Linked DNA regions of Homo sapiens: region 1 is linked to region 2. Evidence: read pairs that join two places in POLR2A ChIA-PET (ENCODE). Cell type or tissue: endothelial cell of umbilical vein. All regions are shown on one strand. Links, peaks and the distances in the headings refer to the core of each region. The heading gives the core; the rest is flanking DNA.

Region 1 (12,807 bases), core at 4,432-8,431, 800 kb before region 2:
TCATTCATGAATACTTGTATTTACTACTTGTTCATTCAATTATTTCTTGAGTGGGTACTTAGCTTAAGGGTCAACAGAACGCAAATATATCTTATATCTAGGCTCTGATGCCCCAAGGGATCTGCATTCCCTGGGACACAAAAATAATGATAATTCACCAAGAAGCATAAATAATGATGCAGGGCCAGGCATGGTGGCTCACACGGTACTCCCAGCACACTGGGAAGCTGAGGCAAGAGGATGGCTTGAGCCCAGAAGTTTGAGACCAGCCTGGGCAACATAGTGAGACCCCATCTCTATAAAAATATTTAAAAGTTAGTCAATCATGGTGGGTGCACCTGTAGTCCCAGCTACTTGGGAGACTGAGGTGGGAGGATCACTTGAGCCCAGGAGTTCAAGACTGCAGTGAACTATTATTGCACCACTGCACTCCAGCCTGGGTGATACAGTGAGACCTTGTCTCTAAAAATAATAATAATAGCAATGCAACAAGAACCTGTTCTGCATGGAATTGTGCCCCACTCTTTCCCCTTCACCTACTCCCCCAAAAAGATTGGAGTCCTAACCCCTAGTACCGCAGAATGTGACCTTATTTGGAGATACTTGAGTCATTAAGTTAAATGAGGTTTTCAGGGTAGGCCTAATCCAATCTGACTAGTGTCTTTATATGAAGGGGAAATTGGGAAGTGGCGGCAGGCATGCACAGAGGGAAGACCGTGTGCAGATGCACGGGGAGAAGACGGCCCTCTACAAGCCCAGAAGAGAGGCCTCAGAAGAAACCAACCCTGCCCACACCTTGATCTCAGACTTCCGCCCTCCAGAGCTGTGAGACAATAAAGGTTCTGTTGTTTAAGCACTCCAGTTTGTGGTACTTTGTCATAACAGCCCAAGGAAACGAATCGTGTCCACAGGAGGGACTTCTGGCTGGAGGTGGGAGGGAGGGGAAGGGATCAGGGTGGCTTCTGGGAGGAGGTGTCCTCTGAGTCGGCCTGAAAGGACTGGCAGGATTTCTCACTGCAACTGGACATCAGTCCTTCAGCCATCAGTTCCAAAGAGAAGATCTGGAAGGAGGAGAGGGAGAGGAGAGGCACACCCAGTCTCCCACGTGTGGCACAGGCAGGATAAGGACATAGCAAGTAGGGCCTCGAGGCTGAGGTGAGGGTGCACAGAAGGAAAGTGAACTTGGACATGGGCGGGCCAGGGGAATCCGGCTAAGGGGCTCTTCAGATGTGGGGATGACCCGGCAACAGCACCTGCGACTGACTCCTCTGGTCCTCAGGATCCCCAGGCCTAGTGCGTCCCTTTCTCATGGGACCCGGGGTGTTTCCAGGGCTGCCTGGTTTCATAGTATCCTGCGCCCTGCGCTAGCACTTCCATCTTGGACCTTGATGTTGAAACCATTACAGGTGCTGACTCTATTACATCCTCCTCTCATCTGATCTTCATATAAAGATATTTCTGAAATCTCCAGCAAACAACATGGCACTTGGAAAATGGCGGACTTGGGTTTCCTACCCAGTAGTGCCATTTTTTGGTAGACCTCAGTGACCATGAGGCAGCTCTATCAAATGCTGCTCTGATTTTATAAGCTGCTCAGGAAAACGAAATTGTTCTGTTGCATTGGAAATATGGAAAGTTTTGGAATCTTGCTATATTAAATTTTTTTTTAGATTTTGACTCTTAAAAAATCTTTGAATGGCCCTGGGAGATAGATTGGTCATGTCATAAACAAAAGACCAAGGCATACAAAAGTTACGGGACTCGGCTAAGATAACAGAGCTGGGTGGGGCAAGGCTCTTTAAGGACGGCACCCAGATGTGGTGGTCCGCATTCCCCTGTACCTGATTGTTGTTGAATAATGGAGGTAAACTGAGGCCCAAGGTCACCTCCTGCTTTAGGGAGGGCCTTAGGTAAGGGCGGGAGAGGAATCGCAGGCCCCGCCCGAACAGGCTGCTTTCTCTGCATGATTTCATCACATCCTCGCAGGCAGCCCCGAGAGGCACCCGCTATGCCCTTTACTGAGGAGGGTCTTCAACATTCAGTTCTTCCTCATCCTCCCATCGCTGGTAAGAGACCCATTCCAGTGGAAGCTGAGGAACGAGACCTGCCTGGGAATGAGACCTTTCCTCATGAACACTAATTTTATCCAGGGGTGATAGGGTTAGGGGGAGGTGTTTGCTGTTAATATCCGAATGTCTCTCTAACAGATTTCTATCAGGTTTGATATAAGCTGTCAGCTGCCTCCCTCCAGCTGGAGAAGCCAGGAAAGGAAATGCAGGGACTGGCCAGGGAAGGAAATACGGAAGCGACAAAGGAGATACCTTTGCATCTGGCGAGGGGCAGCCGCGCAGACGGAAGGCTGTGGCCAGCAGGTGGCGCTGTTGCTCAACGCAGAAGCCAAGGCTCCAACTCCAGCGCCGCCTCCGGCTTCACAGTCCTAGGATCTGCAGAGGAAGCCTCTGCTCTTAGGCACAGAACTGGGCCAAGACCTTCCCCTAAAGACCCCAGGGGCCAACTCCAGCTCCGTCCGGCTCATTTGTTTCCAGTTCAAGGAACCTGAACTCTACGATGGGCTGACCTGGGAATGTTCGCATTGCCCTGATGCAAGCAGTGATAAATTGTGCAGTGACATGAACGTGCCCAAAGTGGGAGTCTGCAGACCACAGTTCCTCTTAGCCAGGCTTCCCTCCCCCCGCATGCACTCGCTCATTAATTTTTTATTTTTTTATTTTGCTGGCTTCTTTAAACCTCTTCCCTTTGCCAGCTTTGCCATCTATAGAATGAAGGTGATACCTTTCTTTGGCTCAATTAGTTAATGTCAGGAAAACTCTCTGCAGATGAAAAGCACTAAATTCTATTGATCAAATATTTAATTAGCCACACTTGCGGATGATTCATAATCATCTATTCAACTTCCTGAATTGCCAAGCAGAGAAAATGGCATGATTAGAAATATAATTTTAAATACCGGTTTTCAGAGATTTTGTACCTGTCAAGGCTATGGGAGAATTACTGAATTAGCATACCAGTTCCTCCCTGATTTTCCAAGGGCCTGAAGAAACCGGCTCCTTTCCCACTCAGCCTGTGACCACAACTGCCCTCCTCCACCCACACCTGGCCTGGGGAGTAACTCAGCCTCAGGGCCTCACTGGCAGTGTCCAGCAAAGGAGAGAGGAAGGAAGGAGAATGGGGAGGAAAGAGCCTCTGAGTGAGGGACAACTCTGAGGAGGTCTGACCAGCCCCCAAGGAGCCCCAGCAGTCATCCCTTGGAGGAAGTGGTCAGAAATGGCCAGGCCCAGGACCCTCTGGACTCTGTCACTGGCTGGGCCTGACCTTGGCACGAAAGGTGTAGTGCAGCAGTCCCCAACCTTTTTGGCACCAGGGATAGGTTTTGTGGAAGACAATTTTTCCATGGATGGGGAGAGGGTCAGGAGTGGTTTCATGAAACTTTCATCTCATATCATCAGGCATTAGATTCTCATAAGCACTGTGCAGCCTAGATCCCTCACGTGCACAGTTCACAATGGGGTTCGTGCTCCTATGAGAATCTAATGCTGTGGCTGATCTGACAGGAGGTGGAGCTGAGGTGGTACTGCTTGCTTGTTGGCCAGCCACTCACCTCCTGCTGTGTGGCCTAGTTCCTAAAAGGCCATGGATCAGTACCAGTCAAGGGCCTGGGAGTTGGGGACCCCTGGTATGGTGATTCCAGAAGGCACTGCACCTAGAAGCTGCTGACTGGACCACACTCCTTGAGACAGGCTCTCGCTTAAAGTTTGCTGAGCAATCCCACTTCCTCAGCTGCCCTGGCCTGTGCCAATGACTTATTTAAATCAGTAAATCGATAATGATGGAGCTGACAGAATAGTAACATTAGTTCTGAAAAAGCCAGGGAAAATATACACATACACAGACGCGTAGATACTTATGTATATAGATGGAGACAGTAGACGGATGATGGAATACAATTTTAAAACAACATTCAAAATTGGTTAATATCCTACAAGGTAATAAAACTGTAACACACACAGTTATGATTTTCTACTCGCCAGAAATCCTTTACACCTCTACTGGACAAAAATCATCTATAGTTTATCAGTTTTCTATAAGTTAACATGGAACTTTAGAGTCTACGCCTGATCAATAGTAAACTGTAAATCAGAAAAGACAATATTCCCTAGAGAGTCAGGTACCTGTAGGCAGGCGTGTTGGATAATGCACAAGTATAGGCATGTAATCATCTTTATGCCTCACTTCCAAGTTGTAAATAATTAACACTTCTCTTGGGTAGTTACATTCTGTCAGGAGAGGGATATAAATAAATAGCCAGTTAAAATATTGTGTGACAAAGGAAAGGCGAGGAATGAGCAGAAGAAAGCAGGAGAAAACAGCACAAAGGTGCTTTTTTTTTTCTTTTTTGAGACACGGTCTTGCTCTGTCACCCAGGTGTGACGAAATTATGGCTTACTGCAGCCTCAAATTCCCAGGCTCAAGTGATCTTCCTGCCTCAGCCTTCTGAGTAGCTGGGACTACAGGCATGCACCACCATTCCAAGCTAATTTTAAAATTATTATTATTATTATTATTATTATTATTATTTTTAAGACAGTCTCACTCTGTTGCCCAGGCTGGAGTGCAGTGGTGCAATCACAGCTCACTGCAGTCTCAACTTCCCAGGCTGAAACTATTCTCCCACTTCAACCTCCCAAGTTCTGGGACCACAGGTATGCACATACCACCATGCCCGAAATTTTTTTTTAAGTTTTTTTGTGTGTTTGTTTGTTTTTAGATATGGGATCTTGCTGTGTTGCCCAGGCTGGTCTCAAACTTCTGGACTCAAGTGATTCTTCCACCTCAGCCTCCCAAAGTGCTGGGATTACAGGTATGAGCCATCATGCCCAGTCTTTTTTTTTTTTTTTTTATTGTAGATACAGAGTCTTGCTATGCTGCCCACGTTGGTCTTGAACTCCTGAGCTCAAGCCATCCTCCCTCCTCAGCCTCTCAAAGCACTGGGATTACAGGCCTGAGCCACTGTGCCTCACAGATCCCAAAGGCTTTTGATGGCCCCTCCATAGAACTGCTAATAATTCCAAACAGCTGAGGGCAGAGACGAACCAGTCTTGAGACTGAAGCAGGCATTGAGACTGGCCAGGACAGTGGATTACATAGTGAACTATTTCTCTTTTGCCATGCTGGGGAATTTGGATTTTTATCCTTAAGGCAATAAGGAGCCATTGAAGTGTCTGAAATTAGAAATAAAATCGATATTTGTGTTGATAAAGATCACTCATGAAGGGTGGAAAATGGATTGGAGGGTACTAAAACTGAAATTAGGCAACAAACACAAAGGTAGCTAATTTAATTTCACTGAACTTTCTGGATCTGTGGTTTGGTATACGTCATTAATATTAGAAGGCCCACTGCCATTATTACTTCAAATATTTGTTCTGCTCCATTCTCTTTCTCTTCTCTTTCTTGTATTCCGACTCTGTGCATGTTACAGCTTTTGTAATTGCCCCACAGTTCTTGGACATTGTATTTTTTGTTGTTTTTTTTATTGTTGTTGTAATATTTCTGTTTGTGAATTTTCTTTCAACATTCTCAGCTCACTGATTCTTTCCTCAGCCATGTTGATTCCACTGATGAACCCATCACAGGCATTCTTCATTTGTTATTATTTTTTTTTAATTTCTAGCATTTCCTTTTTGGTTTTATCTCTCTGTTTTCCATCTCTCTGCTTACATTACCCATGTATTCTTGCATGTTGTCTACTTTTTCCATTAGAGACCTTAACACATTAATCGTAGTTACTTTAAGTGTCCTGCTTGATAATTTTTAACATCTGTGTTATAGCTGAGTCTGGTTTAGATCATTGCTTTCTCTCTTATGACTTCTTTCTTGATTTTGGTGGAACTTGTACGTTTTTGTTGAAAGCTGGACAAGTTGTATTAGGTAATGGGAACTGAGGTAAATAGACCTCTTATGTAAGGATTTATGAGAATCTGGCTAGAAGTTGGTCTTTTTGTTTAGTGTTTTCTGTAAAAACTAAAGGTGCCAGAGCCTTTTAATTCCACCAATGTCCTTGTTTGTGTTTTTTCTCTCCCCTTTTAACCTCAGGATTCCCTACATACTCCTCCTCAAAGAGAGTCTCTGTCTCAAAGCTCTTTCAGCTGTAATTTACTATAATTATATGCAGGCCTGTTGGTGTGGTGGTAATATGTAGGGGAGTGGGAAGAGTTCTATAATCTTCCAATTAAATCTCAGGCTTTTAGTGGGCCTGTGACCCTAGCCTGTGACACCCAAGTGTTTCTTCTTGCATATACCTCCACCCACCTTAGGTAAGGCAGGGAAGCCAGAGGGGTGTGGGGTGAGAGGGTTGTCCTTCCCCCATGGCTTTGGAACAAGGCTCGGGTGAAGCCTTTTCCCCAAAGGGTAGGCCTTTGTTCTGGAGAACGCTCTAGGTATATTTCACAAGAATTACTCTTCCATCCAAGATGCCATCTTGGATCTTCACCATGAGAACTTGGTAGGGTTTCTGGAGGTAAAGCCCAAAAAAGTGTGAGGGGCCCCATCAAGACTGCACTCCCTAGGAGTTTGTCATTCTCACACTACTCCACACTCAGCCTCCAGATTCATTAAGATAATCACTTAAGTGTTTCTACCAGTTTATGAGTCCAGTGGTTTCTGTTCTAGGTCAGTAGATCTTGGCTCTGACTCTGGATTTATCTGTCTTTCAAGATTTCAGGATGGTAGTTTGCCCTGCAAGCTCAGTTCTCCAATGGGTCCTTCCAAAAAGTCATCGATTTTCTGTTTGTTCAGCTCTTTCTTGTAAGGACAAGAGTGATGACTCCCAAGCTCTTTGCATGTTGGAGCTTCAAACAGAGGTCCATAAATAACTTACTTTCAGACAGTGATGAGTGTCAGAGAATGGACTAGGGAGAGGAGGGAGTCATCATCAAGGTCATGGAAGCCTGTCTGGGGAGACACCATGTGGAGGAGACCTGAATCGGGGGAGGGCATAGAGGCAGCAGGATTGGCAAGTGGAAGTTCTTGGAGCTGAAAGAAGGACTGTGGGGCCAGAGCACAGGGGAAAGGATGCAAGAGGGAGAAGAAGGTGAGATTGGGAAAGGGACTTTGGGTGAGCACATGCAGGGCTTTGTTCTAACCGCAAAGGGAAGCCATTAAGCAGGGGAATGATATGTGGTGTAACTTAGGTTTGTGGATGATTCTTCTGGCTGGGGAGTCCATGTGTCCATGTTTGCTCAGGACAGTCCTGGTTTATGTCTTTTGCCTGCTGTCATTATCTTCCATGCCCCTTCCACTTACAAAAGTGTCTTCATTCAGATGACAAATCACAAGGACCCCCTGATCCTGGCCACAGTGAGGAGGAGATGTTAGAGTGGCCATGAGGGAAGCTGGGAGGTCGGTTGGAGGTGAATGTAGTGAAGCGGACAAGCCGTGATGGGGTGGTGGCCTTGGAGCTGGAGGGAACCGATGACCTCAGGACATGTTACAGAGGTGGAACCAGTGGGACTGTGCCTGGCTGACCTGGGGGCCAAGGAAAGAGGAGGTGGGGAGTCAAGCTACCAGGAACGATTCCATCACTCCATCATCTAGTAGTGTCAATTCCATCTCTGTTAACTCAAATCTGTCATTTGGCTTCCATTCTCACATCCATCTCCCTAGTTCAAGCCTCTTCACTGCTCACCTGAAGTTGAGATCCCTCTCTAACCCCATGGGCTTTTGTCATCATCCCCCTCTGAACAGTGGACACAACCTCCGGTTCCACAGCCCACACCAAGGGCAGACCCTGAGCTTGGCAAACACTGCCCTTCAGACCCACCTTCCTCATTCCCACTGGAATGTCTCATGGCTCCTCCAACACCTTCCATCCTTTGGGCTGCCCTAGGCCTTCTGCCTGGGGTCCCCTCCTGCCATCTCCTCGCCCTTTGGGGAGGTTAAGTTGTGCCTCCTCCATGGAGCCCTTCAGCTGTCACATCCCACTCTGAGTGCCCAAGGTCCTCCAATCTCACATCTGCTATGGCCCTTCCTGCATTCCACTTTATAGAACAGTCATCTATTTACTGCCATCCCTCAACTAGTTGGTAAGGTTTTGAGGGAAAGAATGATGTTTTATTCTCTCTTAATCTCGCACTGGGAGCTTGGCCCACCACAGAGTTCAACCCTTTGTGGAGTTGGAGGCTTTTGGCAGAAAAGAAGGTTGCATGCTGGTTTCGCTGGTTTGGCCCTGGCAGGTTTACCCCTTGACTTCACTGTCGTGCAGCCAAGTGGGAAGTTCCTCAGGGGTTCCTCGCCCAGAACCAGGAATGAAGATCACTTCAGGAAGAGTGGCCCAGGCCTGCCCCCAAACTTACCCCTGGCATTCAGGACTGGTGGCGGGGAACCCAGGGACAGGAGTGCTTAGCAGAGTCTGGTGTGGAGGAAACACTCGATAAATTAGCTATTAACAATTAAGTGACTAACAAAGATAGACATCATAGAGGAAACCATAATGGAAGATGTTGATGGACTTCAATCATTTTATTAAGTTTATTAATTTCATCACCTGGAGAGAACCTAATGTCAACACTTGAGTATATTATATAATCTTCATGCATATATTTTCACAGAATTTTGTTCCTTTGCATAAAAATTTCTGTAGCTGACTTTTCTCACTTAACATTATAAGCATTTTCTCTGGTAATTAAGAGATCTTTGTAAACACGCTTTTGATAACTATATGTGTTTTTTGTCTATTATGCCAAACACCACCCTGGGCAGGCTTTTTAAATTATTTATTTTTTTGTTGTTGTTGTTGTTTGAGACAGGATCTTGCTCTGTCACCCAGGATAGAGTGTTCACTGCAGCCTCGACGACTCCTGGGCTCCAGCAATCCTCTCACCTCAGCCTCTTGAGTAGCTGGGACTACAGGTATGCACCACTACACTCAGCTAATTTGCACTCAGATGGTAGAAGGTGGGGTGAACAGGCACTGTTAGTGGGGGTGTCGAAGGCATTGACTCCTCTGAAAAGCAATTAGACAGCATCCGCCATGAGAACTGGAAATGCTTATGTCATTTGCCCCAGTAATTCCACTTCTGGAAAATCTAGATTATGGAAGTTCACAAAATACAGAAAAAGCTCTACTCCCAAAATGTTAATCCCAGCATTGTTTATAATAACAGAAAATTGGAACTAACCAGCTAAGAAAATATTTATGAAAAGTTTGGCATGATATACCACAAAACACATATAGTTATCACAGTTTTTATTTTCCTTTCTTTGTATTCTTTCTACAGTTTCTAAAATGGGAATGTACTACTTTTCTAATTATAAAAATTATGCTATTTTTAAAAAGACATTTGGGGCTGGGCACAGTAGCTGACACCTGTAATCCCAACACTTTGGGAGGCTGAGGGGGGGCTGATCACTTGAGGCCAGGAGTTCGATACCAGCCTAGCCAACATGGTGAAACCCTGTCTCTACTAAAACTACAATAATTAGCCAGGCATCCTAGTGCACACCTATAGTCCCAGCTACTCAGGAGGCTGAGGCATGAGAATTCCTTGGACCTGGGAGGCGGAGGTTGCAGTGAGCCAAGATCGCGCCACTGTACTCCAGCCTAGGCAACAGAGGGAGACTCTGCCTTAAAAAAAAAAAGAAAAAAGAAAAGAAAAGAAAGAAAGAAAAGACATCTGGGGCAAGGCATGGTGGCTCATGCCTGTAATCTCAGCTGTTTGAGAGGCCCAGGTGGGAGAATCATTGAGGCCAGGAGTTCAAGACCAGCCTGGCAACATAGTGAGAACTTCCCTCCATCTCTACAAAAATTAGCCAGGAGTAGTGCTGCATACCTGTGGTCCCAGCTACTCAGGAGGCCAAGGTGGGAGGATCGCTTGAGCCCCAGAGTTCAGGGCAGCAGTGAGTTATAATCATACCACTGCACTCCAGCCTGGGTGACAGAGTGAGACTCTGTCTCAAAAAGAAAAAGTAAGAATCACAATAAAATAAAAGACATTTGATAATCAGTGGGTTTCTATTCCACAGTGTATGAACGTTACATATTTGGTCACTGCTGGGATGTGTGAGCATGATCACATCATTGATTGACTTCTCTGAACCTCAGTGGCCTCACCTGTGAAATGGGGGCACTAACTTTCACCTGTCTGCAGGCATGTAGCCAAATCAGGTGCCATTTGAAAGACTTTTCCAGTCCCGGTGCCTTCAAACGTCTGCTGCGAGGCCATTTTTTCTCAGGGTGTGGAAGGAGCATGATAAGGGTGATTAGGATGGGCTTATTGGAGGAACGAGGAGGGCAGAGACTGCTTTTCCACTTCATGGCACCGAGCGGGTGATAACAGAGGACTGATTCAGCCACAGCAGCTACCCGAGCCCTACCAGGGCTGTGGAGCCAACTCTCTCAGCAGGAGTTTCAGAAAGCAAAGGGGTCGGAGCTCCATCCTTCCTTCCTCGCAGACTGTCACCCTGCCAGCTCTCATTCACCACAGGGCTATGTGATGCTGGCCCTCAAAGCTTCCTTGGCAGAGGGTGCATCTGCAATCCCCTTCCTGTAAAATATTTGAAGTGCAAAGGGCCCTGCAAGCAGAACCCCGCCCTCTTCTCCATTCTCCCTTCAGTGGGTATGAGAGGAAGACGGGCTCTTCTGTTTAGAAAACGCTGTCTGGGACCCAGGAGCTGGAATGGAAATGCTGAGTCCACTTGGAGCCTGGTGTGACAGTGACAGATGTCTCACATGGCAGACACGGAGCTTGGGAGCAAACAGGTGCAGGCACTCGAAGGTGGTCTTCTACATGGGATTAGCAGCACAGGCAAACGAGTAACTTTCAATCATGTGATTCTGCATGGGGCAAATCTTGAACATTCTTAGAAAGCTGCAAGCCAAGAAATCTGCCTAGGCTGGGCATGGTGGCTCATGTCTGTAATCCCAACACTTTGGGAGGACTGAGGTGGGAGAATCGCTCGAACCCAGGAGTTCAAGACCAGCCTGGGCGACATAGCAAGATCCATCTCTATGACAAATTACTTAAAAATTAGCCAAGTGTAGTGGTGCACACCGGTAGTCCCAGCTACTCAGGAGGCTGAGGTGGGAGGGAGGATCGCTTGAGCCCAGGAGGTCAAGGCTGCAGGGAGCTGAGATTGCACCGCTGTACTCTTTCCTGAGTGACAGAGTGAGATCCTGCATATAAATAAATAATAAATAAAGCCGGGTGCGGTGGCTCACCCTGTAATCCCAGCACTTTTGGAGGCCAAGGCAAACAGATCATGAGGTCCGGAGTTCGAGACCAGCCTGGCCGACATAGTGAAACCCTGTCTCTACTAAAAATACAAAAATTAACCAGGCATGGTGGTGCGTGCTTGTAGTCTCAGCTACTTGGGAGGCTGAGGCAGGAGAATTGCTTGAACCCAGGAGGCGGAGGTTGCAGTGAGCTGAGATCACGCCACTGCCCTCTAGCCTAGGCAACAGAGTGAGACTCCATCTCAAATAAATAAATAAATAAATAATAAATTTTAAAATATATACATAAATTTAAAAGACTGCCCAGCCTCAGCCTAGGACCAGCCAGGAGTGCACTGGAAGGGCTATAGGAGCCATCTGCCCGTCCCAGCGACATTCCATGAGACAGGCTGAGCAGGGGTGTGTGGAGTCAGTGGCCTCAGCCAGCTCCACCAGCCACCGTCTGCTGACTATACGGCTTTGGGGAAAGCATCTGATCATCTTAAGCGCTAGTTTCCTCCTTGATAAAATGAGAATCACCGTGGCACCTACTGTGTGGGGCGGCTATGCGGATTAAATGAGATGATATGTGGAGGGCACTTACCCCGGCGTCTGGCACATGGCAAGAGTGCAGTCCATTGCTAACCATGTTTTTTTATTTGTTTTGTCTTGTCTTTTTGTTTTTGTTTGTTTTTGTTTTGAGACGGAGTCTCTCTCTTGTTGCCCAGGCTGGAGCGCAAGGGTACAATCTCAGCTCACCGCAACCTCCGCCTCCCGGGTTCAAGTGATTCTCCTGCCTCAGCCTTCCAAGTAGCTAGGATTACAGGCATGTGCCCCCACGCCCGGCTAATTTTGTAATTTTAGTAGAGATGGGGTTTCTCCATGTTGGTCAGGCTGGTCTCAAACTCCCGGCCTTAGGTGATCCGCCCACCTTGGCTTCCCAAAGTGCTGGGATTACAGGCATGAGCCACCACGCCTGGCAACCGTGTTTGTTATAAAGCTCTTCTTAGAGCCCTGCACTCCTGTGGGCAGTGAGGGGGATACAAAAGGTTAAACCACATCCCTACCTTCAGTGAGCTAGGACTATCCCCAGGAAACAGTTAAACAGTTAAGCAGTGGGTGATTCAATGCAAAAGCAACCGGAGGCAGCACAACTATTTATAATAGCAACGAGCTGGAAGCAACCCCAGTGCCCAGCAATCCTGTAATGACTAAGAAAACCCCAAGACGTTTGCACGGCAGACCACTGCAGAGCCAGTTGAAAACAGGCATGGAGCTGATGTCCATACATGGAAATGTGCCTCAGAAATAAAGGTTTCTAGAAGGAGATCACATAACAACACGTGCACACGATTTCCCAAGATGTGGAAATACATGTAAAGCCTCCCAGAGAGGTCAAAAAAGAACCTGGAGGGATGGAAGGACTTTAAAGTTGGATGCTCATCTGGTGATTGATTTATTTTTCTCCCTGAAAGGTTACCTAAGCACCTAGTATTTTAAAAAGATAATGGTGCAACTAGAAAGTGTTAGGGTTCAGAGAAGAGAGGGAGGTATGGGGTATCCGAGTGCTGAAGAAG
Region 2 (12,807 bases), core at 3,913-7,912:
AAAAAAGTGGTTTGAAAAGATGCAAGCTGGACAGATTTCAGTGCAGTCTTCTGAACCATCTTCTCCTGAACCAGGCAAAGTAAATATCCCTGCCAAGAACAATGATCAGCCTCAATCTGCAAATGCAAATGAACCCCAGGACAGCACAGTAAATCTACAAAGTCCTTTGAAGATGACTAACTCCCCAGTTTTACCAGTGGGATCAACCACCAATGGTTCCAGAAGTAGTACACCATCCCCATCACCTCTAAACCTTTCCTCATCCAGAAATACACAGGGTTACTTGTACACAGCTGAGGGTGCACAAGAAGAGCCACAAGTAGAACCTCTTGATCTTTCACTACCAAAGCAACAGGGAGAATTATTAGAAAGGTCAACTATCACTAGTGTTTACCAGAACAGTGTTTATTCTGTCCAGGAAGAACCCTTGAACTTGTCTTGCGCAAAAAAGGAGCCACAAAAGGACAGTTGTGTTACAGACTCAGAACCAGTTGTAAATGTAATCCCACCAAGTGCCAACCCCATAAATATCGCTATACCTACAGTCACTGCCCAGTTACCCACAATCGTGGCCATTGCTGACCAGAACAGTGTTCCATGCTTAAGAGCGCTAGCTGCCAATAAGCAAACGATTCTGATTCCCCAGGTGGCATACACCTACTCAACTACGGTCAGCCCTGCAGTCCAAGAACCACCCTTGAAAGTGATCCAGCCAAATGGAAATCAGGTAAAAAATAACCTCCATCCTGAACCTGGCTAGTAATATGCTATTTGACTAATTTCAATTAACTTTGTCTAATAAATATCAGTCCCGTAGAGCCAACTAGATTATTACAAACTGTCATTTTTAAAAGGATCAATGTTTGCTTTAACTTTTCTGGCATGATGTCTTCAGTTGGTTGTTTGCTAATCCAGGGTATTGTTACCAGCTTAAAGTTTGAAATGCTATTCTACTGAAAGATGATTTTTAAGTCCCAGCTAAAAACCTGTTTGAAGTTAGAAATCAAAAAACAAAATTGAAATACTCGCTAATTGGGTTTCTGTTTTTATAGCTAAATTCCTAAAATTAGTAATAGTTTCTGCCTTGATTATGGTCATTAATTAATGAAAATATGTTCCCATTCACAGGTTCATACCAGGCAAACTTATCTATCACTTTTATATACTAATACATCTGTTTATAAAAGGTTTTAATTAAATAAACAGGAATGAAGTATACAAAGAACGCATCTTGTGAATTTACTGATCATTTTATGAACTGTGCATAAACAGTGTTCAGTCATAATGTATATGAGGAAGTGTGGCTGTGAACCTAAAAATACATATGCATTTTCCTCCTTAACTATCACAGTGTTTACCACAACAGTGTTTATTCTGTCCAGGAAGAACCCTTGAACTGGTCTTACCCCAAAATCCACAATAGTTTTGGATAGAGCTATTGTATGCCTCATTGTCCAGACTTTTTCCATGTCACTGATGTTGATGTTTTCCCATTTTTTCCATCAATTTCTGATGGAATCAAATGAATACTAGAGACAAATTTGATATTTTATGCAAATATTTTCTATAAGTATAATAATTTCAATATCCTGCTCAAACTTGTATTTGCTGCTTTTGTTTTCCCTTAAATATTGCTATTGATTGGGTTTCCTGTAATTGTGATAACTCTTGAAAAAAAGTTCTTACGTGATCATTGAATTCCTCTAAATTTTTAGTGTACAGAACACTTTGCATGCCTTTGAATAGAAAAAGAGCCATCCTTAGCATTTCATAGACTCACGTGTCACGTGACTAGATCAAGTAGCAGTGAAAGTAGAATCAAGTTACTTCAGCACCAGGGCCACTCACAAATGACAGGGACAAATGGCTGCACCTCTCTTGCCTCATAGAGCCATAAGAAATGTTGTGAAAAACCTTCAACTTTTAGAAAATGTGTGGGTTTGAGGCAATGGCGTGGAACACTCTAGATAAGGTAGGAAGATCTTAGGGGACCCAGTTCCACAACAGGCTCCCTGCAGGGTTATTTGGCTTACATAAGAACGTGCTGCCCAAAATTATCTCCATGAGACTGCCTGGAGTTTCTAAAGGTTCATTTTGATTAGCAATTATTTCTGTTAAAAAGATAGACCCTCCTGCATTGTTTTTCCATCTTGCTCCTTAGACAAGTGGTAGAGCACACCTCTCTCTTTTCAAGGAGACCGTGGAGGTTAAAGAACCCTGAAGTTCTGGAGGATACAATTGAAAGACCAGGTTTTAAAAATAGAATGTTAGCTTTTGCTTAGTGAAACCCAGAATGAGAAAAATGAAGGCAAAAGATGCAGTTAGTAATGAGCGATTAATTAGCAAACTAATAAGTTAAAACCTTCTGCAAATTTCTCGTAAAGTAATGATTCACATGAAACTAGGTAAACTCTGTTACTATATATTTTACATGCTTTCTTTTCGGTGTCCTTGCTTTCTTTCCAGTACCAGTTGAGTATATGTCTTTGCTATGGTTTTGACTGTGTTATCCCCAACCTCACTCTTGTCTTTGTCATCTCCACCTGTGATCTGGCCCCACCCTTGGGGCACATGTGCAGTGAAGATCAGTGTGCTTGCTTTGGTCAAGTCCTTGAAAGTATAAAAGTATAAGTTAAAGTAGTTCTTTATCTCATGCTTTTATGTATATCTCTTGTTTATCTTTTAATGTTAAATTACATTTTCTCACACCTTTCTCCCTCTAGGATGAAAGACAAGATACTAGCTCAGAAGGAGTATCAAATGTAGAGGATCAGAATGACTCTGATTCTACACCGCCCAAAAAGAAAATGCGGAAGACAGAAAATGGAATGTATGCTTGTGATTTGTGTGACAAGATATTCCAAAAGAGTAGTTCATTATTGAGACATAAATATGAACACACAGGTATGTCAGTGAACACAAACATAAAGTGTCCATGATATGATATACTGGAAGATGCAAAATTAAAAACTAAAGTTTTAGAATTTTCTTTCTTTTTTTTTTTTTTTATTTTGTTTTGAGACAAGGTCTGGCTCTAGTCACCCAGGCTGGAGTGCAGTGGCACGCAATCTCAATCTCGGCTCACTGCAACCTCCGCCTCCCGGGCTCAAGCCATCCTTTCATCTCAGCCTCCTGAGTAGCTGGGACTATAGGCACATACCACCACACCTGGCCAATTTTGATATAGACGGGTTTTGCCATGTTGCCCAGGCTGGTCTTGAACTAATGAGCTCGAGCCATCTACCCACCTCGGCCTCCCAAAGTGCTGGTATTACAGGCATGAGCCACCACGCTTGACCCAGAATTAATTTTCTTATTTTTTACTTATCTGATCTGGCCATTTTCACCTGTTTGCCCACTTCTACCTAGTACTTAAGGTCTGTGCCTTTCTTTTGGTTTTTTGCTTCATCTGTTTTTTTGTTTTTTTCATGACTTATTTCCTTTAAGCTGACACAGCATTTATTCTGTCCGCATTCATTTAATGCAAGCTTATGCTATATTAATAAAAACATAGTACATAGTACCCATTAATAAAAAATATGAGACCAGTGGGCTAAAGTCATAGGGAGACAGGATCTGGCTTCATAAAAGAAAAAGCTGCTTCATAAGCATGCGGCAAGCTGTCCTGGCAAGTCAAGATCTTTTGTTTTAAGTAAGAAGTTCTGCCTAAGAGGTTGGACTAGAAGATTCTAAGATCCTGTAATTCTGAGATCCTGTAATTCTGCCACAAAATATGCCTCCTTAGGTTGACTCAGGGATGGCAAACTATAGCTCACAGGCCAAATGTGAGCATACGCATGTTTTTCTATGAGGTAAGAATGGTAGTTTTTGATTTTGTTTTTACATTTTTAAATGATTGGAAAAGATGAAAAGAATATTTATGACTGATGAAAATTATGTGAAAGTCAAATATCAGCATCCGTAAATAAAATTAGTTGGAAGACAGCATCGCCTATTCATTTACATTTTGTCTATGTCAGCTTTCATGCTGTTCTACAATGGCAGGATTGAGAAGCTACTACAGAGACCATTTGGCCTGCAAAGCCTTTAATACTCACTACCCTTTACAGAAAATAGTTGCCAACTCCTGGCCTATTTCATTCCTTCCATCAGTGAAGTACTGATAAATTTTAACACCTGGTTCTCTGAAGGGTGGGGAAGCCCTGATTTGTAGTGTTTGCAGCTTTTTGTGGCATAAATACTCCCATCATGGTGGATTTCGAGCTTGAATGTGATGTCAGCTTGCAGAATTCCTGAAAATTTAGCAGTAGACTCTCTCCAGCCAGTACAAACTGGCTCCAGCACACTCCTGTGTCTCTCTCTAACATGGGTTGCTGTAGAAGGGGCTGGGTTTATCCTGAGCTCTTTAATCCCCTACCTGCTCTTCCCTGCCCCCACTACCAGCCATTATGACTACAGTATCCATATTTATCTTTCATATTCTTAACTGTTTCAGTGTATTTTTTACTCTTGTGAGAAAAGATAGAATTGTTTTTCCTTCTTCAATCTGTGGATTCATACAGTGACACTTGGAAGGTTCTTGGAGCTAAAAACTGGTTACATAAGAGAAAGTCACACCTCTCAAAATCAGCCCCTTGTAACTCAGTCCTCTGGTTTTCAGAGATCTAAGAAGAGTTAGAAAATCCCCTTCCTCTTCAGGCAAAGTTAAATATTAGCAAATATCAAAGTGAAAAATATATATGAAAAACTACACTATTTCTAAAATTAAAAATCATTTCTGCATTTGTTAGTGTTAACTGCTTGATAGCTCTGAAATTGGACATTATCGATCCTGACTATGATCAGTTGTTGCCAGTCCTTTTCATGTCTGGGCAGCAACACTCCTGTAGCCCATGCGTTCTCAGGAGGGGCAATATTGCCCTCACGGGCCAAAACTTGTTTCTTAGGGGGCAAAAAAGTCTGAGATACTACAATGGCTGTGGTTTTCTAAAGAAGCTCAGTATATATACTGTATATTTATGAGTTTTATCGTATATAAAAAGTGTATAGTAAACATTAAAATTTCACTGGGAGCAGAGCTTGTGACTAGGAAAACAAAATGACTAAAAAGGGACCTTGTAGTGATAATGAACACAAGGTGAGCAGCAAGTCTGTCCCTGTCTGCCCTCACTGTGCTCGTTCACTACCAGACATCTCCTCCCAGCTGCACTTGGCCCATTTTCCACCTCGCTGTCATGATGCTTGTATTTTTGGCATTTCAATGTCATGTAGCTCCCATTGACCTAATCATCTGCACAGCAGAGTGTAGAGCACTACGTTTTTTAATGTAAAGAACAAACCAAATTGCAATATTATATTACAAAGAGTTTGGGACCTGGAAATGTTTTAAAAATGAAACTAATAACCCTCCCCTTTCTACAACATGAAGTACCCCAAAAACCGTATAAGGATTTTATTTGCTGAATACCACCATTTTATTTAACAGAATTCTTATTTTGCAGGTAAAAGACCTCATGAGTGTGGAATCTGTAAAAAGGCATTTAAACACAAACATCATTTGATTGAACACATGCGATTACATTCTGGAGAAAAGCCCTATCAATGTGACAAATGTGGAAAGCGCTTCTCACACTCTGGGTCTTATTCTCAACACATGAATCATCGCTACTCCTACTGTAAGAGAGAAGCGGAAGAACGTGACAGCACAGAGCAGGAAGAGGCAGGGCCTGAAATCCTCTCGAATGAGCACGTGGGTGCCAGGGCGTCTCCCTCACAGGGCGACTCGGACGAGAGAGAGAGTTTGACAAGGGAAGAGGATGAAGACAGTGAAAAAGAGGAAGAGGAGGAGGATAAAGAGATGGAAGAATTGCAGGAAGAAAAAGAATGTGAAAAACCACAAGGGGATGAGGAAGAGGAGGAGGAGGAGGAAGAAGTGGAAGAAGAAGAGGTAGAAGAGGCAGAGAATGAGGGAGAAGAAGCAAAAACTGAAGGTCTGATGAAGGATGACAGGGCTGAAAGTCAAGCAAGCAGCTTAGGACAAAAAGTAGGCGAGAGTAGTGAGCAAGTGTCTGAAGAAAAGACAAATGAAGCCTAATCGTTTTTCTAGAAGGAAAATAAATTCTAATTGATAATGAATTTCGTTCAATATTATCCTTGCTTTTCATGGAAACACAGTAACCTGTATGCTGTGATTCCTGTTCACTACTGTGTAAAGTAAAAACTAAAAAAATACAAAATACAAAACACACACACACACACACACACACACACACACACACACACAAAATAAATCCGGGTGTGCCTGAACCTCAGACCTAGTAATTTTTCATGCAGTTTTCAAAGTTAGGAACAAGTTTGTAACATGCAGCAGATTAGAAAACCTTAATGACTCAGAGAGCAACAATACAAGAGGTTAAAGGAAGCTGATTAATTAGATATGCATCTGGCATTGTTTTATCTTATCAGTATTATCACTCTTATGTTGGTTTATTCTTAAGCTGTACAATTGGGAGAAATTTTATAATTTTTTATTGGTAAACATATGCTAAATCCGCTTCAGTATTTTATTATGTTTTTTAAAATGTGAGAACTTCTGCACTACAAAATTCCCTTCACAGAGAAGTATAATGTAGTTCCAACCCGTGCTAACTACCTTTTATAAATTCAGTCTAGAAGGTAGTAATTTCTAATATTTAGATGTCTTAGTAGAGCGTATTATCATTTAAAGTGTATTGTTAGCCTTAAGAAAGCAGCTGATAGAAGAACTGAAGTTTCTTACTCACGTGGTTTAAAATGGAGTTCAAAAGATTGCCATTGAGTTCTGATTGCAGGGACTAACAATGTTAATCTGATAAGGACAGCAAAATCATCAGAATCAGTGTTTGTGATTGTGTTTGAATATGTGGTAACATATGAAGGATATGACATGAAGCTTTGTATCTCCTTTGGCCTTAAGCAAGACCTGTGTGCTGTAAGTGCCATTTCTCAGTATTTTCAAGGCTCTAACCCGCCTTCATCCAATGTGTGGCCTACAATAACTAGCATTTGTTGATTTGTCTCTTGTATCAAAATTCCCAAATAAAACTTAAAACCACTGACTCTGTCAGAGAAACTGAAACACTGGGACATTTCATCCTTCAATTCCTCGGTATTGATTTTATGTTGATTGATTTTCAGAATTTCTCTACAGAAACGAAAGGGAAATTTTCTAATCTGCTTTATCCATGTACTTGCATTTCAGACATGGACATGCTATTGTTATTTGGCTCATAACTGTTTCCAAATGTTAGTTATTATGGACCCAATTTATTAACAACATTAGCTGATTTTTACCTATCAGTATTATTTTATTTCTTTTAGTTTATAGATCTGTGCAACATTTTTGTACTGTATGTCTTCAAACCTGGCAGTATTAATACCCTTCTTACTGACATATGTACTTTTAGTTTTAGAAAACTTTTATATTTATGTGTCTTATTTTTATATTTCTTTATTTATTACACAGTGTAGTGTATAATACTGTAGTTTGTATTAATACAATAATATATTTTAGTATGAAAATTTGGAAAGTTGATAAGATTTAAAGTAGAGATGCAATTGGTTCTCCTGCATTGAGATTTGATTTAACAGTGTTATGTTAACATTTATACTTGCCTTGGACTGTAGAACAGAACTTAAATGGGAATGTATTAGTTTTACAACTACAATCAAGTCATTTTACCTTTACCCAGTTTTTAATATAAAACTTAAATTTTGAAATTCACTGTGTGACTAATAGCATGATGCTCTGCAGTTTTATTAAGAAATCAGCCTAACCATACAACTCTCATTTCCTTAGTAAGCCAAATTAGGATTAACTTCTATAAACAGTGTTGGGAACAATGTTTAACATTTTGTGCCAATTTGTTCCTGTATTCATGTATGTAAGTTACAGATCTGACTCTTCATTTTTAAGTTCCTTGTTACATCATGGTCATTTTCTAGTTTTTTACCAGACTCCCATCTCACAATAAAATGCATCAACAAGCCTGAACTGCTGTCATTCTTTTCATCATTATCAGTATTTTCTTTGGAAAACTGTGAAATGGGGTACATTGTCATCCTGCATTTGATTCATCTTGAGCTGAATTTGGGTAACACTAAATGTTTTAGACATTCTCCACTAAATTATGGATTTTCTTGTGGCTAAATGTTTCTGGAGAGGTCAGAGTTGACAAAACCTCTTCACAGGTTGCTCCTTCTTCCTGAAATCCTTAATCCTCCGCATTTCATGCTTCAGGTCATTTCAGGGAAGCCTGGGTTTAGATGCCTTTCTGACTCTCAGCTCCTGCACTTCTGTCATCATACCTCTGATACTATTATTTATATTCCTTCCCCACTAGGAACAGGAACCACATTTGTCATAGTCACTCTCACATTCCTCACTGCCTAACAGGGTGCCTGGCATAAGTTGGGACAACAGATATTTGTTGAATAAAAATATAATTTGCATGTTTATGGAGCTCAGCTATGTTCTCACTTTTTTTGCTTCTAATTCCAGAATATATGTTAAATGATCTAATAATTTGATTATTTTCTTATAAGTCTTATTAAACACTAGTCATAATAGACACAATAAATTATGCCTTCTTTTTCTATTGCCTTACTATTTTGATTTTTTGAAAGTGTATTTCTAGGTGTCTTCCTGGTGCTTAACCTCATGGTATATGGCACAGGTATTGCTGGCTTGTGGACATGACTACCTCCAATAGGAGCGATAGGACTGATCCTAGTCAGCTCTCCTTTGTAGAATTCACTTCCCTTTCTAGGACCCCATATTCGTAGGTGCTCGTTACCATGTTGCCTGATTTCCCCTGTCACTGAGAGCAGCTACCAATAAACAGACTGACTGAAAAGGATTAGGAACTAAGAATAAGATACTCTTCTTAGGAGGTATCCACAATGTAATATAAAGTTCAATGAGGGCAGTGCTTGATATGTATGGATAAATGACTAATAAAGGAATTTAGGCATTACCAGAACTTTTCAGAAAGAAAACGTACATGGACCTTTCCCAGTATTCCCTCATATGACATACAACAAAAATAATAGCAGGGCCATATATTATTTATTCATGCCATGCACAGGTATTTCACTACTATCAAAATGTTCACAAAAGCCTCATAAAAAATACAAATAAAGACAATGTGCCCATGAACACATACGTCTTAAGTAGCAGAATGAGGATATGAACATAGGCTTATCTGAGTCCAAATCCATGCTTCTTCTTTTTTATTTTTTTGAGGCAGGGTCTTGCTCTATTGCCTGGGCTGAAGTATGGTGGTGTGAACATGGCTCACTGCAGCCTCAAACCTCCTGGGCTCAAGTGATTCTCCCACCTCAGCCTCCTGAGTAGCTAGGACAACAGGCATACACCACCACACCTGGCTGTTTGTTTGTTTGTTTGTTTGTTTTTGTTGGAGAGTCAGGGAGTCTCACTGTTTCCCAGGCTGGTCTTGAACTCCTCGGCTGGAGGAATCCTCCTGCCTTGGCCTCCCAAAGTGCTGGGATTATAGGCTTTAGCCACTATGTTCAGCCCGAAATCCATGCTCTTACCTAGCCTGTATCACATCTCATGTGAGAATAGTTTACAGTATCTCAATCTTCGCCTTGAAGTATATGAATGGAAAATATAAGAGCAATATACATTTCATAGCCTGGTGGAAAAGAATGGATGGGGAATGAGATTTTTCAAATCTGTGTGCAAACTTAAAAAGAACCTTGAAAAGGATACTATTAAAGTGCAGTGATTATGTTGACATGAAAATGTAGAACAGATTTCATCTCATCCTATCAATGGGAGAATATATTAGGACGTTCAATATGTGAACATTGTCCTCTGCTCTAGCTCACATTCTATTCAACAGTAGCAGAATACACACTTTTTTCCTAACACATGGGACATTCATGAAGAGGGACCATATTATGGGCCATAAGTCAACTCTCAGATTTAAAAGAATTGCAAATAAAGTATTTTATTTGACTACAAAAGAATTTATTAAAGTAGAAATCAGTAAATCAAATGTATCTGAAAAATCCCCCAAATTATTGGAAAATTGACACCACATTAGCCCAGATGTGGTTAAAAATAAATTATAAAATATGAGCTAAAGGTAAATACAACATATCAAAACTTGTAGCTTGCAGCAAAAGCAATGAATATAAGAAAATGTATAGTATTAAATGCTTATATTAGAAAATAATAAAGGATTGAATCTTATCTAAGCTTCCATCTTAAGAAATGAAACAAAACAAAATTAAACCGAAACCAAGCAGGAAAGAGGAAATAACAACAATAGCACAGAAAACAAAATAGAGTAAATCAATGAAATCAGAATCTATTTTTTTAAAGATTAGTAAAATTGATAAACCTCTACCAGGATAGATCAAGGAAAGAAGAAAAGAGATACAAATTACTAATACCAGGACTGAGAGAGGCACATCATTACAGAGCCTATAAAGAAATAATAAGGAAATATTAATGAACTTTATGCCAGTAAATTTGGCAACTTAGATGAAAATGACATATTTCTTGACTCAAACTACCAACATCCACTCAAGAAGAAATAGATAACCTAAATTTCTATTATCAATGGAAATTACATTTCTAGTTAAAAATCTTCCCAAAAAGAAAATTCCCAGCCCAAACAAATTCACTGGTGAATTCTACCAAACATGTAAGGAACATAACTGTACCCATTCTACACAAACTCATCTATAAAATTGAAGAGGAGAACACACTTCCCACTTCACCTGTAAAGCCAGCATTAACCTAATACCAAAACCAGTCAATAACGTTACAAGAAACAAATCTACATACACATTGATGTTGCTCATAAACATGGATACAAAAATTTTTAACAAAATTTAGGAAATCAATTTGGACCATATATCAAAAGGAAAATAGATCATGACCAAGTGAGATTTATCCTAGGAGTGCAAGCTTTTTAAGCATTCAAAAATCAGTTGCAGATGCTTCTTCCCAGGGGTTAAAGCCCGACAAACCCATCATAAGTTTAAAATACCATGTCAAAAATGCATTTAGTATGCCTACTGAACATCATAGCCTAGCCTAACCTAGCTTAAACATGCTCAAAACACTTAATTAGCCCACAGTTGGGCAAAATCATTTCACACAAATCCTATTTTATAAGAACGTGTTGAATGCTGGCAACGTAGTACACTGTGGCATATCAGTCGTTTACCCTCATGATCATGTGGCTGAGTGGAAGCTGCGGCTCACTGCTGCTTTGCAACATCACAAGAGTATTGTACTGCATATTGCTGGCCCAAAAAAATCAGAATTATGGTTAATCAAAAAATATTTTGATCAAAATATGGTTGCTATTGAATGTGTATTGCTTTTGCACCATCATAAAGATGAAAGATATAAAGTCAAGTCGTCATAAGGCAGGGACCGTTTGTAGTGTAATTCACTATATTTATAGCATAAAAAGAAAAAACAATCATCTCAATAGGTGTGGAAGAAGCATCTGACAAAATTAAACACCAAGCCATAGATGTTCTCAGCAATCCAGGAATTGAAGGGAGTTTTCTCAACCTAATAAAGAGCATCAACAAAATACCTACAGTTAACATCATACTCAGTGTGTAGGATCTACTGCTCTCCCCCTAAAATTAGGAACAAGGCAAGAATATCTGCTCTCACACCTTTATTGAACATTGTACTGGAGATCCCACCCAGGGAAACATGACAAAAATAAATGAAAGAAATACACATTGGGGAAAAAATAAGTAAAACTTTATTTGCAGATAGTGTGGCTGTCTGTGTAGAAAACAAGGAATTTGCAAAAAACTAGAAAAGGTAAATGTAAGGTTACAAGATACACAGCCATTATGCAAAAATCAATCATATACTATCTAGTGATAAGAATGGAAAACAGAGGAATTTGCAAAAAACTAGAAAAGGTGAATGTAAGGTTATAAGATACACAGCCATTATGCAAAAGTCAATCATATTCTATCTAGCAATAAGAATGGAAATGTTTTAAATATCAAAAGTATAAAATACTTATATTTGATAAAATATGGGCAAAGCCTGTACACTGAAAACTACAAAATGTTGCTGGGAAGAAATTAAAGATGCAATGAAAATTGAGAGATACTCTATGTTCATGGATCAGAAGACTCAATATCATTAAGATGTCAATTCTCCCCAAGATTTATTGACTCAGTGCAATTGCACTAAAAATCTCAGCAACGTATCTGTAGAAATTGACAGGCTGGTTCTACACTTACATGGAAATACAAAGGACTTCAAGTAGGCAAAGCAATTTTGAAAAAAAAAAGTTGGAGGACTTACACTACCTGATTTCTAGAGACATTTTTATAAAGCTACAGTAATCAAGACAAAGTTGCATTGGGTGTGAGAATAGACACATAGATCAAGAAAACAGAAATAATAGTAGAAAAGACACCCACATATATATAATCAATTGATTTTTGCCAAATGTTTCAAGGTATAAATGGTGACACAATCGTCCTTTCTAAAAGCAATGCTGATATTAGATATCTGTATGACATTCGATATCCATATGAACTTGATTCTTAACTCATACCATATACAAAAATTGTTTCAAAATGGATTATAGACCTAAATATAAGAGCTAAAATTATAAAACCTCTAGAGGAAAATAAATTCTTTGTGATCTTGAGTTAGACAAAGGTTTCCTAGATAAGACACTAAAAGCATGAATCATAAAATTGTTGGATTGGACTTCATCAAAATGTAAATCTGTTAAGAAGATGCCGTTAAGAAAATCAGAATGGGATACACAGATGGGGAGA

Evidence for each region. Peaks named below come from ENCODE experiments on the same cell type or tissue, not always from the same donor. Only the 100,000 strongest peaks of a DNase experiment are listed, where the experiment ranks them.
Region 1: POLR2A ChIA-PET joins it to region 2 with 5 read pairs; 2 of 35 experiments call an interaction of 5 or more read pairs at or near these places.

What each region holds. Positions count from the first base shown.
Region 1 is chr10:30,724,600-30,737,406 of GRCh38, forward strand. No RefSeq gene overlaps it. Among named protein-coding and RNA genes, the nearest start is that of LINC02644, 7.8 kb to the left of the region's middle. RefSeq lists an enhancer at 12,526-12,575. In endothelial cell of umbilical vein, for the core only: no CTCF peak of the experiment used is centred there; no DNase peak of the experiment used is centred there.
Region 2 is chr10:31,521,210-31,534,016 of GRCh38, forward strand. ZEB1 (zinc finger E-box binding homeobox 1) reads left to right here. Exons shown (of 9, transcript NM_001174096.2): 7 at 1-727; 8 at 2,724-2,904; 9 at 5,463-8,595. The coding sequence ends at 6,055. Among named protein-coding and RNA genes, the nearest start is that of MACORIS, 180 kb to the right of the region's middle. In endothelial cell of umbilical vein, for the core only: no CTCF peak of the experiment used is centred there; no DNase peak of the experiment used is centred there; H3K27ac peaks cover 465 bases.